Regions from separate parts of the Mus musculus genome. Here region 2 is linked to region 1. A link is a contact called in ENCODE Hi-C or POLR2A ChIA-PET data. All regions are on one chromosome and are shown on one strand. The core of a region is the stretch at or near the end of the contact, and the rest is flanking DNA. Distances in the headings are between cores, read along the strand shown.

Region 1 (6,578 bases), core at 1,274-3,773:
AAGAGCAAAATAATAAAGTAGAGATAGACTCCAATTGATCTGGAACTCCTGGTTCAATGCTTGTTGAAATATTTGTAGATCATTATTCGTCTCCTCACTCACTATTTTCTTTTTTCTTTTTTTTTTTAACTAAGTAACAGCCATGCTCCAGGAACTATCTTGGGTAAAAGGAACATAATAGAGAACAGAGACATTCCTGAAGCTTCCAGTGTAGTGAGGAGTATTACTTAAATAGCCATGCAGATGCAGAGCTGCACCTCCATGGGGTACTGCCAGGCGCTATGAGAGCTTAGACTGTGGGGAGTTAGCCTTGTCAGGTTGGCAGGAAGGGGTCCCTTGGGAAATGATAAAGTACGGGTCTGAAGGCTAGGTATCACATAAAGAAAGAAGAACTATCAAGCCCAGACAAGAGGGATATCTTGTGCAAAAGAGCCGCCATTGCAGGAGGGGACATGCAGACTGTAAGAGAATTGAAGGAGAGTGGGAGTTGGCATAGAGATCACAATTTACTGGGTTCTGACCACCGAGGCTGAGGAACCCGTGTTTGTTTTAATGAGTTCCCTGTGTCATGTAGACATGTTCACGTCTGAGTGACTCCGGCTTTATTATACCAGTGGCTTCCTAGTTCACCCAGACAGTTCATGAAACTAAGGGATCTGCTAACTCCATTCACAAGTCATCAGGTTATCTCACGCAGGGAGCTTTATCACTTTTAAGGAATAAAGGAAGAGTTCACCAAGCTGGTGGCCTTTGGCCTAGGTTTTATTAATGGGTTGACTTTCCACAAAGAAGTTACTGTAAAGAAATGAAGAGAGAATGGAATGCTACCCCTTAGTGTAAATACTTTGTCTTACTGTAGCCCTTGTACATGACATTTATTTCTAGAGTGTCATTCTCACACAGTCTTAATGTTACAGAAGTCTGGTAGCTTCTAAAGCTTTGTTTAGTTAGATCTGTGCTTGTCCTATTAGGTTAGAGCTCTAGGCATCATTTTCTGTTTTGCAGAGAAAGCCAGATGTGGCAGGTTGATTTGTACACAGTCACATTTCAACACTTCCCAACCTCCATTTCCCAACCACTGCAATGAGGAATAGATAGCAGAGTCTGTTGTCTGGAATGCGAAGTTGATGGAGTAAGAACTCTGCTAGTAACTTGAGGCAGAAGACGCTGCTTAGTGAAGGGAAGGTGAATGGGCAGGAGAAGTATTTTCAGTGAAGACAGAAGGTGGCGTTTGGAGAAGTAGAAGTAGGATAAGCCGGGCGTGGTGGCACACGCCTTTAATCCCAGCACTCGGGAGGCAGAGGCAGGCGGATTTTTGAGTTCAAGGCCAGCCCGATCTACAAAGTGAGTTCCAGGACAGCCAGGGCTACACAGAGAAACCCTGTCTCGAAAAACCCAAAAAAAAAAAAAAAAAAAAGTAGGATAAAATGTCTCTGTTACACATTATTTTGCTTTGTTTAAAATTAAAAATTTCCCGTGTTTAAGTGTTTGTAAAACCTGCCTTACCTACATTGTGGGGCATTTGAATTTCAAATGAATACATGAAGGTGTATGAAAAATATAAGGATCAAACATAAAATTAAACTACCTAGCTCCTGAGATAGGTAGACGACAAACAGGGTATAGTAAATGAGTTATGCTGGTTTCGTGTCTGTTACCCCACGGATTCATATCAACATGGAGTTTCATCTTCAGAGTCTCTGAAGTCACTCCCTGCTACTCTTAGAAACACACTTCTTCCTGGCAATATTCATCTTCACATATGAATTCACATTACCTAAAGATGGCCTTTGGTTTCTGGTTTTGTTTTTTTTTTTTAATGGTTTAGCAAGTATTATGGTTTTAGTACAAACTCCATCTCTTAAAAATGGCACATCTGTATATTTAGAACTATTATTTTTGTGCTATAGGGCATACGTGGATTGTATATATTATTTTAATTCTGGACAAAATTGAAAAAGGAAAACTGAAAGTTGAATTAAGATAAATACTTTGTTATATTTTTAGAATAGGGCAAGATGTCTTTAACTTTTAAAAAAGGAAGCAACTCTGTATTTGACTGTTCTGTAATTTTCTGCCAGCGTGTTACAAGGATATGCTTATGCCTTCCGGTGTGTTCCCCAGCTCTCTTATCATTCTTCTAATTGTCCTTCTTTTTAATGTGAACAATCTGGGAGGCAGGGGTACGCACAGGCATAGAATCAAGAACACACATCATTGCTTGATGGCTAGAAAAGCAGTATTTTAAAGTGGTTGAAGGATTGTACTCTGTAGAGTAAGTGTGGATCCCAGCAGAGCTCGAGTGACCTCTTTGCTCATCCTCATGGTTCCTCCACTTCCCGTGTGGTGAGCAATAGGGCCACATTTTAGAATGCCCTGACATTCCTTTTGGCTTTCTCTTTGGAGTGCTGGTTTCTGTTTCTTTTCCTCTTTGTATCACATGTTTAGAGATTTGCTGTGAAACTGTGTCTGGGCTTCAGGGCCTGGGGACAGTTGGAATGTGGCAGCTACTTCCTGCTTGCACAACCAAGCTTCTAGAGCCTGATGAGGATTTTGAGGACCCCCTGAGTGGAATGGTGCATGGATTTGAGGACAGAGATGAAGAGTTTTTTGCTGTTGTTGTTTTGTGGTTTCAAGACAGGGTTTCTCTATATAGCCTGGCTGTACTGGAACTCACTCTGTAGATCAGGCCAGCGTTGAACTCAGACTTCCACCTGCCTCTGCCTCCCAAATTAAAGGTGTGTGCCACCCACCACACACAGCCAAGAAGTGAAGAATTTTTGCTCACAGCCTTCTTTATTCTGTTCCTTTGTGGTACCTCCTTACTGTCTCTGCATTTGGGTCCCCTGTGAGGGACAGCCGGGCCATGCTGGGAATGTATGTTCAGAGCTTCAGCCTTTAGCACCAGAAGCCCAAGGCAGATTTCGAGATCCCTCCTTCCTGCTCAGTTTCAGTCTGCCCCTATCTTGAAAAGATCTTTATCTTTTGAATCTACCCTTTTACTTCTTCAGAGCTCACAACCAGTCCAAAGAGCCAGATGGCAAAGGATGCCATTTCTTTCATTGTCTTGTTTCCTGATCCCCACTCCACCCCTAGCTTCCTGTTGAACTAGCACTTTGAACTCCAAGGCAAAATGCTGTAGATGTGGAGTACATAGGCTTGAACCCAGGACCTGCTGAATACTAGCTAAGTACTTTACCTTTGAGTTCTAGCTGTTGTCTCCAATGGGAAATTCTTTTTTTCTTTTTTGTTTTGTTTTCGGGACAGGGTTTCTCTGTATAGCCCTGGCTGTCCTGGAACTCACTCTGTAGACCAGGCTGGCCTCGAACTCAGAAATCCGCCTGCCTCTGTCTCCCAAGTGCTGGGATTAAAGGTGTGCACCACCACTGCCCGGCGATTATTTCTGATCTTTTGTGCTGAAAAGAATAACCTTGAATTGAAGTTACCTTGCCCCCTGTGTGACTGTCTTCTTGGGTCTATCTCCAGAACTGGAATTGCTAGGTAGAAAGTTATAGGCATTATCATTTGAATGTTATCACCCTTTTTTTTTTTTACTTAATAACTGCAGGGGTTATTTGTTGTTGCCATTGTGTGTTCTTAGTCCTTGGTGTGTACTCTGGGCTTGTCTTTTTGGTGAACTAGCTTTGTGAGCATCTGATTGTATTTGATGACTGTTCCAGTAATGCCCTTGCAACAGAAAATAAGCAGGGGGTGAGAGAAAAAAGGAGATGGTTTTCTCTCACAATATAGGAGAGATACATATCTCCTCCAGCCTCTTTGAGCCTTAGAACTAAACTAACATGTTACTGAGAGAAAAGCACACACATTTTATTTGGTGATTTTTTTCCCCAATGGGAGCGCTCCCAAGAAAAAACGAGGGCCCCAAGAAGCAGTTAGAACCAAAAGCTGTCTTAGACAAATAAAAAGCTTTCAATCAAGGCAGCTAATCTTGGAAGAGTGACTAAGCAGATAAGGTTAGTTGAACAGGGTTTGTTTGTGTAGATTGCTTCCATCCTGGACTCCCGATAAGAATGTCTTCCTTCCTCTGGTATGGGGGCAGGGGTACCTTTCTCATGGGAGTTCTATCTCCTGCTCTTATGAAAGTGCCCTTCTTAAAGTGCTGCCTTCAGAGTGCTTTTAACTAAAATAATTAACATGAAAAATCAGTATGTTTAGCATGCTGTAAGTCATGGTGCTGTTTTTCTTGAGCGGGAACAATACGAATAATGTTCTGCCGTGAGACAAATCACAGTCTGAGTTAAGCTCACTGGTCAGCACTGGCAGGCACTTAGTGTCTGTAGAATTGAGTGACTGTGGTTACCTGCCTGTAGTGACTCAGAGAAAGCATGCCTTGAACGCATGAGAAATTACAAAGTTTGTTGATGAATGTAGATCTTGTTTCTATTAAAAACACTGATATATAGGTACAGTCTCAAAATTGCAGATACTGTGTAGGTTAATCAGTGTGCATGCATCAGAGTGCAGCAGTAGTGATGTATGCCTTTAATCCTAGCACTTGAGAGGCAGAGTTCAAGACTAGCCTGGTCTACAGAGTGAGTTCCAGGACAGCCAGGGTTACACAGAGAAACCCTGTCTCAAAGAACCCAAAAAATAAAAAGAAAACAAACAAGCAAGCCAGTGTACAACCACAGGATTGACTCAACTATACCCTCAAAGAACAAAATTGACAATTTAGGAGCCCGGGGAGATGGCTCAGTTGGTAAAGTGCTTACCGCATAAGCCTGAGGATCTGAATTTGATTCCCAGCATGCACATTGAAAATCCAGGAATGGTGGTGCACATCTAATTCCAGCATTGGGAAGGTTGAGGCAGACTATCCCTAGGGTTTGCTGACTGGCTGAATCAATGAGATCAAGATTCAGTGAGAGACTGCCTCAAAAAATGATAAGGCCCAGAGTGATTGTGCAAGACACCCAAAGCCAGTATCTGGCCTCTACTGGCATCTGTACACACGTGTGCACACGAAAATATTTGTGACAATTTAGTTCGAAGGGAACTACCTTTGGTGGGTACAGAACTTCTTTGGCCCTGTCTTGGCCCTCAGATAAGTGTTTTTGGAGGTTGTAGCTGTATACAACAAAAGGGAGATAGCAGTTAGCTGGGGAGAAAAGAGCGACTTATATGCAGAAGTAGCATTGGAAGGGATGGCAGTTAAAGGAACCTGCAATGGAAAGTAATTGGTGATATTTGGTTTCACACATATGAGGAGTTTGTACTAGTTCACCATATAAAGAGTAAGCTTTCCTAGATGTGAATTTTAGTTTAAAATAATGCCCTGCAGCGTTGGGAGCAGTGTTTGGGAGTCTACCAGCAGTTCATGTGAGTATGAGCAGTGTTAAGGGTACAGCATTCTCTTGGTCCTTCATGGAGGGTAGTCTACTCTATTTTATGAAATAAATTTAATAAGATATAAATAAGGTAAATTCACTTATGTTTAAAGTTTATAACATCATCATATTATATCCACAGAAGATAATCTTTGGAGGCAGGGGCTCATTCTGTAGCTCTAGGGAGCCAAGAATTCATAGTATCCAACTTCCTCAGCCTCCTGAGTACAGAGATGCACATGTGAGCCACCATGACTGCCGCATGGGAGATATTTTGTTTGCATGTTTTTCTCTTTAGTTGTTTTAAATTCTCTTCTTTGATGATTATACATGTGGATAATGTGTTCTGCTCACTGTCTTCTCTCCCCCTTCTTTTCCTTACAAGTTCATGTCTTTGGTTTTGTGAGTGCTAATTTTAACCAGAACATCTGTGTAGAACTATCTAGTGGAGCATGGTGGGCTCACCTTTGGGTCCACAGCTGAAGACAGTGACAGCTCCTTCCCCAGAATCCATCAGTGTACAGTAGTTTAGCAGGGATGGGTAGGGCCCTGTGAACTCCTTCCTGAGCCATAATTGGCTATTGACAGGCCCAGTGTTGTGCAGCCCTAGTAGATTAAAATTCTTAAACATTGTGTAAATAGGTATTTTTATATTTTTATTTATAGATGAACATAAATAAATAATAAAGACCAAGGGGTACATAATTATTTTACTGGTTAGAAGTAATATCAAAGAAATTAATGTTGATCTGAATCTAGAAATGATTCCATAGATTAAAGAATTCTTCTGGGGTTATAGAGATGGCCCAGTGGTTAGGAGCACTCAGTCTGAGTGCTCAGTCAAGAGGTCCAGTGTACCCACATCAGGGGGCTCACAGCCTTCTTAAACACTAGAACCACAGAATCCAAAGCCTTCTTTTGGCCTTTTCAGGTACTCAGTCACAGACACACACATACACAAAAATATAAACAATAAAAATAAATCCCTGAAGGATTCTTTCCATCTATATTTCATAGCACAAAGATTTTTTTTTTGGGGGGGGAGCCTGTATTATACAATAGTTGCATACAATAAATAAAGATTATATTTGTATGGTATTAGGTTATAAGTGTCATAAAACTAAAAAATTCTTGAGCTTACCAGTAGATAATGGAAGGAAATAATTCAGAGTAAGGGGTTTTGAATCTGTGAAAACTAATAATAGATAAAGCCAATGTAATCTTACCATT
Region 2 (6,578 bases), core at 2,417-4,916, 34 kb before region 1:
ACAAACACAACGAAATAACTAAAAGTCCAACAAACAGAATGGTCTGCCATGAAAACATGTATCAGGGGTGCCTAACTCAAGAATCTCTTGAGAAACTATCATTCAAACAGTGTCCTGAACTATGTGAAGACAATAACTAAGAAAAGACAAATATGGTAGGTAGGTAATTGAATACACTTAAATTTCCAAAGACAAAAGAAAATAGAGTGAACTCAAAAGAACTGGAAAACATCCTACATGATCTGAATAAAGACATCCACGGTGAGAGCTAGTTAGACTACGTGTAGAGACGTTAAGTGGGACCATGCTCTCCAGAGCCAAGTCAACCAAGTTAAAGATTGTGCGTTTACCTGAAATGCAAAAGAAGGCATGGAATTTTGGAAAAAAAAAAAAAAAAAAAAAAAAAAAAAACAAGCTGAGATTCCCCAGAAGAGATCAAGACTGAATGCCGGGAGGGCACTTAGAAGGTGTTCCAGTTTGCTTGCCATTGCTGTGGTAAAACACGATGACCAAGCTAAATGTGGTGGTGCATACCTTGAATCGCAGCATTTGGGAGGCAGAGGCAGAGAGGCAGAGAGGCAGAGAGAGAGGCAGAGAGGCAGAGAGGCAGAGAGGCAGAGAGGCAGAGGCAGAGGCAGAGGCAGGTGGATCGATGTGAGTTCGAGTCCAGCCTTGTATACAGAGTGAGTTCCAAGATGGCCGGAGCTACATAGTGAGACCCTGTCTCAAGACAAAACAAAACTAAAGGCGAACCGAAACCAACCAACCAACCAACTAAACAAACAAAACCATAAACAACACCCACTGTGACCAAAAGGAGGCAAAGTGTTTAACTAGTTTAGATCCCGATCACATCCATCACGTAGGGAAGTCAGGGCCTAGAGGCAGGAACTGAAACAGAGGCTATGGAGGAAGGCTATTTATTGCTTGCTCCCCACAGCTTGCTGAGCTTGCTTTCTTATCAGCTTCAGGAACATCTGCACAGAGATAGTACCACAAATAGTGGGTTGACACCATCCACATCAATCGTCAATCAAGGAAATGCAGACTAAAGGGAGGCATTTTCTCATTTGAAACCCCTCTTCCCAGATAACTCTAGCTTTGTGTGAAGCTGATAAACAAAAACAATAACAAAAACAAAACTTAAGGACAGAAGGTCTTACTGAATTCCAAATGCCCAGTGAAACAAACCATCACAGTATTAGTAAGTAAGTAAGCAGTATTAGTAAGAAGACAGAAAAACAGACCTATTCAAGAAATTCTCATTAAGGGAAAAGAATCAAGATGTGGCTATCCCTCATGTGCACCTGTGAAAGTCTTATTTGTTTTGTTTTGTTTTTCTGAGACAGGGTTTCTCTGTGCAGTCCTGGCTGTCCTGGAACTCACTCTGTAGACCAGGCTGGCCTCCAACTCAGAAATCTGCCTGCTTCCTCCTCCCAAGTGCTTGGATTAAAGGTGTGCATCACCACTGCCCAGCAAGGGAAAGTCTTACTCAAAAACAAGACTTTGTTCAAAAGCATGTTTGTGTTTCACAATGTAACTCATTACCATCATGCTGAAGACCAAACCCAATGTATTGTGTGCATCCTAGGCAACCATGCTGCCACTGACATAGATCCCTAGTCCCTATAATATACAAAACCCATAGCCAACCTCACATTTTTAAAGCAGTAAACAGAGCTAAAATGTAAGGACCTGAGAAAGTTTATTCAAACCCTTTGGTAGGCACAGCACACAAGTTTAACCTACTGAGAAACTATTTTGATATTCGGATAGTAATTATTGGATTAATTATTGGATCTACACTGTTTGAAAGGGAAGATAATAATTAGAATACTTCTTTTTCTTTTCTTTCTTTTTAATACTTCCTTTTCTTGATTTCTTTTTCTCTCTCTTTTCTTTATCTTTCTTTCTTTCTTTTTTTGAGACAGGATTTCTCAGTATAACTTCCCTGGCTATCCTAGAACTCAGAGGTCTGCCTGCCTCTGCCTCCTGAGTGCTGGAATTAAAGGTGTGCCACATCTGGTTTCTTTTCGCCAGCTTTTGATTCTGAAAGGGAATGGCTAATTTTCCATTTGCTCCTTCCCTGCTTTAACCTCTGTGTATACGTTAAGCAAGAAGATTTTATGAGTAAAGCAAAAAGTACCTAAGTTCTGATACCCTCCCAAAGAAGTTGTTCTGAGAGGCCAGCCTGGGCTACAAAGAGAATTCCAGGACAGCTAGGGCTACACAGAGAAGCTCTATCTCAAAAAAACAGAAGAAGAGAAAAAAAAAAAAAAGTTGTTCTGGAATAAACGTTTCTGCATCGCTTCTCTCTTAAACAGAACATACCAAACACACTTCACTCTATTGAGGATATTTCTCTCCACGTAGCAATTAGGAAGATTCTACAGTAAGTTGGCAGTGAGAATGTAGGGAATAGGAGGGCGACGACAAGCATTTCACACCTGCGTTCAATTTCCTTATTACTCTATTACTTATTCCATTAAGCTTGAATAAAACAACTTGTTAGAACGGTGTGCTCAGAAAAATGGGGCAAAGCAAATATCTGAAAAGGCCACCTGTCAGCTTAGTGTTTTGCCACACAGTTACTTCTTCAGGAGGCATGTTTTATCTAGAGCTGTTTATTTCAAGCAGGCTTTAGACGGGAATCCTTCAAGGGCACCACCCTTTAGCATCTCTTTCTTGTAATTCGAACTGCAGTTAGGAGTAACAGGACATTTAGACCTTCTGTCTGATCGCTCCTACTTTCTGTTCAGATCGGAATCCAGCCTCGCAATATCAGTAGGAGTCCACTCAAGTGCTCATTAAGTGGAAAGTGGTTGATGATCTATTATAGCTCTCAGGTGCAGGCTGAGAAACATGACCAAACCAAAGTTTTGGAGCCTATCTTTAGCCCAAGGGTGAAGAAATGTAACATACAACCTCACGTGCGGCCAAAGGGATCTGCCAAACAGTAATGAAGACCTCCTGACAGATGCAGGAGCTGTGGGATGTGAGCAAGCGGGAATTCAAATCCCAATCGCAAAACCCAGCTCACTTTATAATTTTTAAGTGCTGACCTCCCTCCGTGATAAATCATGGTGGAGGCGACAGACTCCAAAGATATATAGCATTCATTACCTTTGCCCTCTGACTTAGTAGTGGAAACTCACCAGTTTCATATCGGACTTTTGGTTGTTCAGTACCAGTCTCTTCACTTCTAAAGACAGGGAAGGATCTTCCGGTTTAATCTCTATAGCCCAGAGCATCGCGGGACTTGGAGTCTTCACTCCTTAAGCATTTTCCAGAGCCTCACGGGAAATGTAGTTTTACTGCAGGTATCATGGGCACTGTGGGCGTCTTTCCTTTTCCTCCCTTTTCTCTCTAATCACCTCCTTCCGTCCGCTCAAATTCATCGCCGCCGCCAATTCATCCTTCCTTTCCATCCCAGCATGATATCATGTCCCTCATCTGGGTCTAGCATCCATGGTATTCTGGGATGTGTAGTCCGCACGATTTCAGCTCCCAGCTCCCCTCCTCCCTGTGGGAAGGCGTATGGGCGCAGTGCCTGCTGGAAGCTGTAGTTCCCTAGGGCCTCAGACCCTCAACTCTGCACTTTTCCTCTAGGGAACCGGAAACTACAACTCCCAGGGATGCCCAGCGGCAGCAGGTGGGAGCGGGGCTGTTGCTATCAATATGGCGGTTGTCAGCCAGACAAAGACAGTCAGTCTGATGTGATTGAGACAAGGGAGGTTTTCAGGGGGAGACTGGGAGATAGGGGCCTCCCCTCCCCCCTAGGCTCTTCCTGCGCGGGCCTGGAGCCCTCCTCAGCCCCTCCCGCAGGGCGCCCCGCGGTGAAGATCCCCTCCCCCTCCCGCCTTCCTCCTCCCTCCCTCAGCCTTGCACTGGGACGCTGGGGAGGGGGCTGAGCAGGGTGCAGAGAACTCTCAGCTGGATTTCCAAGGTGAGTGGGGTCGTTTGCAAGCTGGACTGCCTCAAGTCTCTTTTCCTCACTTCTCTCATTACTTTAAGGAAAAAAAAATGTCGAGATGTTTGGGGGGGAGAGAAAGTGAGTAGGCGCCACAGATGGGTCTCTGGAGTAGCCAGGTTGAGCATAGGGGAGCAAGTAGGGGTACTTCCGAGGGGGCGGCCGTGCGCGGGCTGTGGGGTGGGGCAGTTTGTGAGGGGCGGGCGTGGAGAGGCGTCGATGGCTTCCCAACTTCTCTCTGGTCTTCAGGACCGGCGGAAGGTTTGAATCCTGGAGTTGGGGGGTCTTCCTGCTTGGGAGTTTGAGAAACTGTAAGGTGGTTTCGAGGTGTGCTGGTTTGTTTGGGGAGTGTCTCGCTGTGTTTTAAACTGTGACGTGTACTTGGGTGCTGCGATCGTCTTGAAGGAATGTCTGTAGATGGTAAGTTAGATGGCTGGAGTCAGAGATAAGCGGCCTGGGCTTGGGAAGCACGCAGGAGTCCCGGGCTGGACTTTTGGTCCAAGGATCTTGTGCAGGGTTTGGGGGGGCTCAGTAACTCGTTAGTGTCTGGGCGCCCAGCTCACACTCGGTGCCCTACTCTGGGCCAGTCTCCACCCCAAACTCCCGGCAGGACTATATAGATGATGTGATGTGGAGATGCATCTTTGCCTCAAGTCGGCAGCTAAAGGTGGGAAAGGAAAAGTGTCTCTTAGTATTTTATTCCGGAACCGTGTTTGGGTTACACTATTGGGGCTACTTTGAAAGGAGTCCTCCACCCACCTTCACCCCGAAACAGTAAGTAGAGGTATCTTGTCATCTTCATGCTCAGTAGCTTGCCAGTTATTTAAAATTCGGGAACGTGGGGCTGGGAATCTCGAGTGCTAAATGCCATCCGCATCGCTGTCTTCTAATGAGACAGAACGTCTGCTCTGTATCCTGAGGTAGATAAGGCGACTTATTTTCGTAGTTGAAAAAACTGTTGGAAATTTTTTGCGGAGAAGAGGGTTGACTGTGCGCTGAAAGGCGCTGTGGTCTTTTTTTGTTTTTTGTTTTTTGTTTTTTGTTGTTTGTTTTGTTTTTTCTTCTACCCCACCCTGTTCTGTGTCACAAATGCTTGAAAACTGGTATGGAAGAGTGAGGAAGCATTGGGTGAGTGAAGCAAAGAATGCACTTAGCAGTAAAGATACACGCTTCGTAAAGTTGAATGATAAAAGTGATTGCTATTTTTATTTTTGTCTGAAGCTTAAAAAAACCCTCGTCTGTTATATAGGGTATAGTCACGTGCCCCTTTTTCTGGGGACCTGCAGATAATAGAAATCTTTGCCTTCTCTTTCCTATCTTTCCTTAGCTTCCTCTCTCCCCCACCCCCTTCCTTCCTTCCTTCCTTCCTTCCTTCCTTCCTTCCTTGGCACAGAACATTTCTCTTCCCGATGGACATAATACCTCCTGTACTTTTTTGCTTAGTTTGTGCTAATATGGGCTGTGCTTTTTGTGGTTTCACTATAAAATGCATCGTTAAGTGAAAAGGACCCGAATTTGTTGTTATTTTGCATTTATGCCACAAGTCATTATCACATCAGGTTTGCAGTGCTTTGCATTAAACTTATTAAAATTGCACGGCTAAGTTGCTGGATCTGGTTGTATTATGCTTATAAGTCAAGTTTGGGAAATTTTATTTTATTTTTCCATTTTCAATTAGGGTTGGAATGAAACATCTCTTGTTTCTCACAGTCTTGAATATTTAATGACATTACACCAGGAGAATTTAAGATCATACATTTTGTACTCCCTCAGTCCAAAATACATCTTCTTCAATCACTCTCTGTGATAATTTTGTGATATCATAGACTTTTAAATCACTAAAAGAATAATTGGCATTATTTCTATTTTGACTTGAGAATTTCATGTATTATGTGTTTGGTCAAGAATGTGTTAGTTCTTGAGTTCTTCTGTTAGCTATGGGCTTTTAGATTCCATAGCATCACACTGGGATTTATGGTAGTTTTAGTCTTTGATTTGAAATTTCTGCTGTTGATCATTCCCACAGATAAGGGGACTGTGTTTGCATGAAGTTGAGTGTTAAGTATGTGAATGGACCTAAATATAATTTTGTACACAGTGTGCTGTTCCAAGCTGAGCCTATGGTTTGTTGAAGACCAGGATTTTCAGAATTACTTGTTTGAGGCTTTATCTTAACCTGAAACATTATTTTTCAAAAACTGGAAGAAAATTCCATGTAACAACAAAATAGTTGTTTACTTGTAGTTTTCCAAAATGTATTCTAGTAGATATTGAATTTTTACATGTTTAATAATCATTTTAGATATGACAAACTAAAATGTTCCAACCTAGAAAAATGAGTGTTTTTCATCTACCCTTACCTTGAATCTTCTTCTTGTTTATTTTCATCAATGGAATTGTGAAGTTATTTATGGGAAAAACATTCGTTAAACTTTTTCTGACTAGTAGTCTGGAAATAATGGCTCCATGTACACTGAATCTTCCTTATATTCACTGGGCTGATTCTGTTGCATTTTGAGTACTGGGGCATTAAAATGATGTAAAGCCTTTACTGCAGACTAAAGCATAAAACACTCTCAGCATGTGGAAGTCATATGGTTTATGAAAA

Evidence for each region. Hi-C counts contacts between places; a loop is a spot of excess contacts on that map. ChIA-PET counts read pairs that join two places held with the same protein, here RNA polymerase II (POLR2A).
Region 2: a loop to region 1 is called in a map of heart, with 2.0 times the contacts of the local background. The contact joins the promoter of Hmbox1 here to the enhancer-like site in region 1. A Hi-C loop is called at or near these places in 2 of 37 maps with a recorded cell type or tissue (heart and left cerebral cortex). POLR2A ChIA-PET finds 5 or more read pairs at or near these places in 2 of 5 experiments (Patski and embryonic stem cell).

Annotation. Positions count from the first base shown.
Region 1 is chr14:64,911,881-64,918,458 of GRCm38, reverse strand. All of the region lies in intron 1 of Hmbox1 (homeobox containing 1), which reads left to right. Among named protein-coding and RNA genes, the nearest start is that of Hmbox1, 35 kb to the left of the region's middle. Within about 2 kb of position 2,523, at least 1 of the 3 ENCODE cell types and tissues checked has a DNase peak (open chromatin) inside an H3K27ac peak, as active enhancers do; it is heart, where a contact is called at or near this core.
Region 2 is chr14:64,946,945-64,953,522 of GRCm38, reverse strand. It overlaps Hmbox1 (homeobox containing 1), which reads left to right and starts at 3,666. Exons shown (of 10, transcript NM_177338.6): 1 at 3,666-3,946. It overlaps Ints9 (integrator complex subunit 9), which reads right to left and starts at 3,230. Exons shown (of 17, transcript NM_153414.5): 1 at 3,156-3,230. The coding sequence starts at 3,164.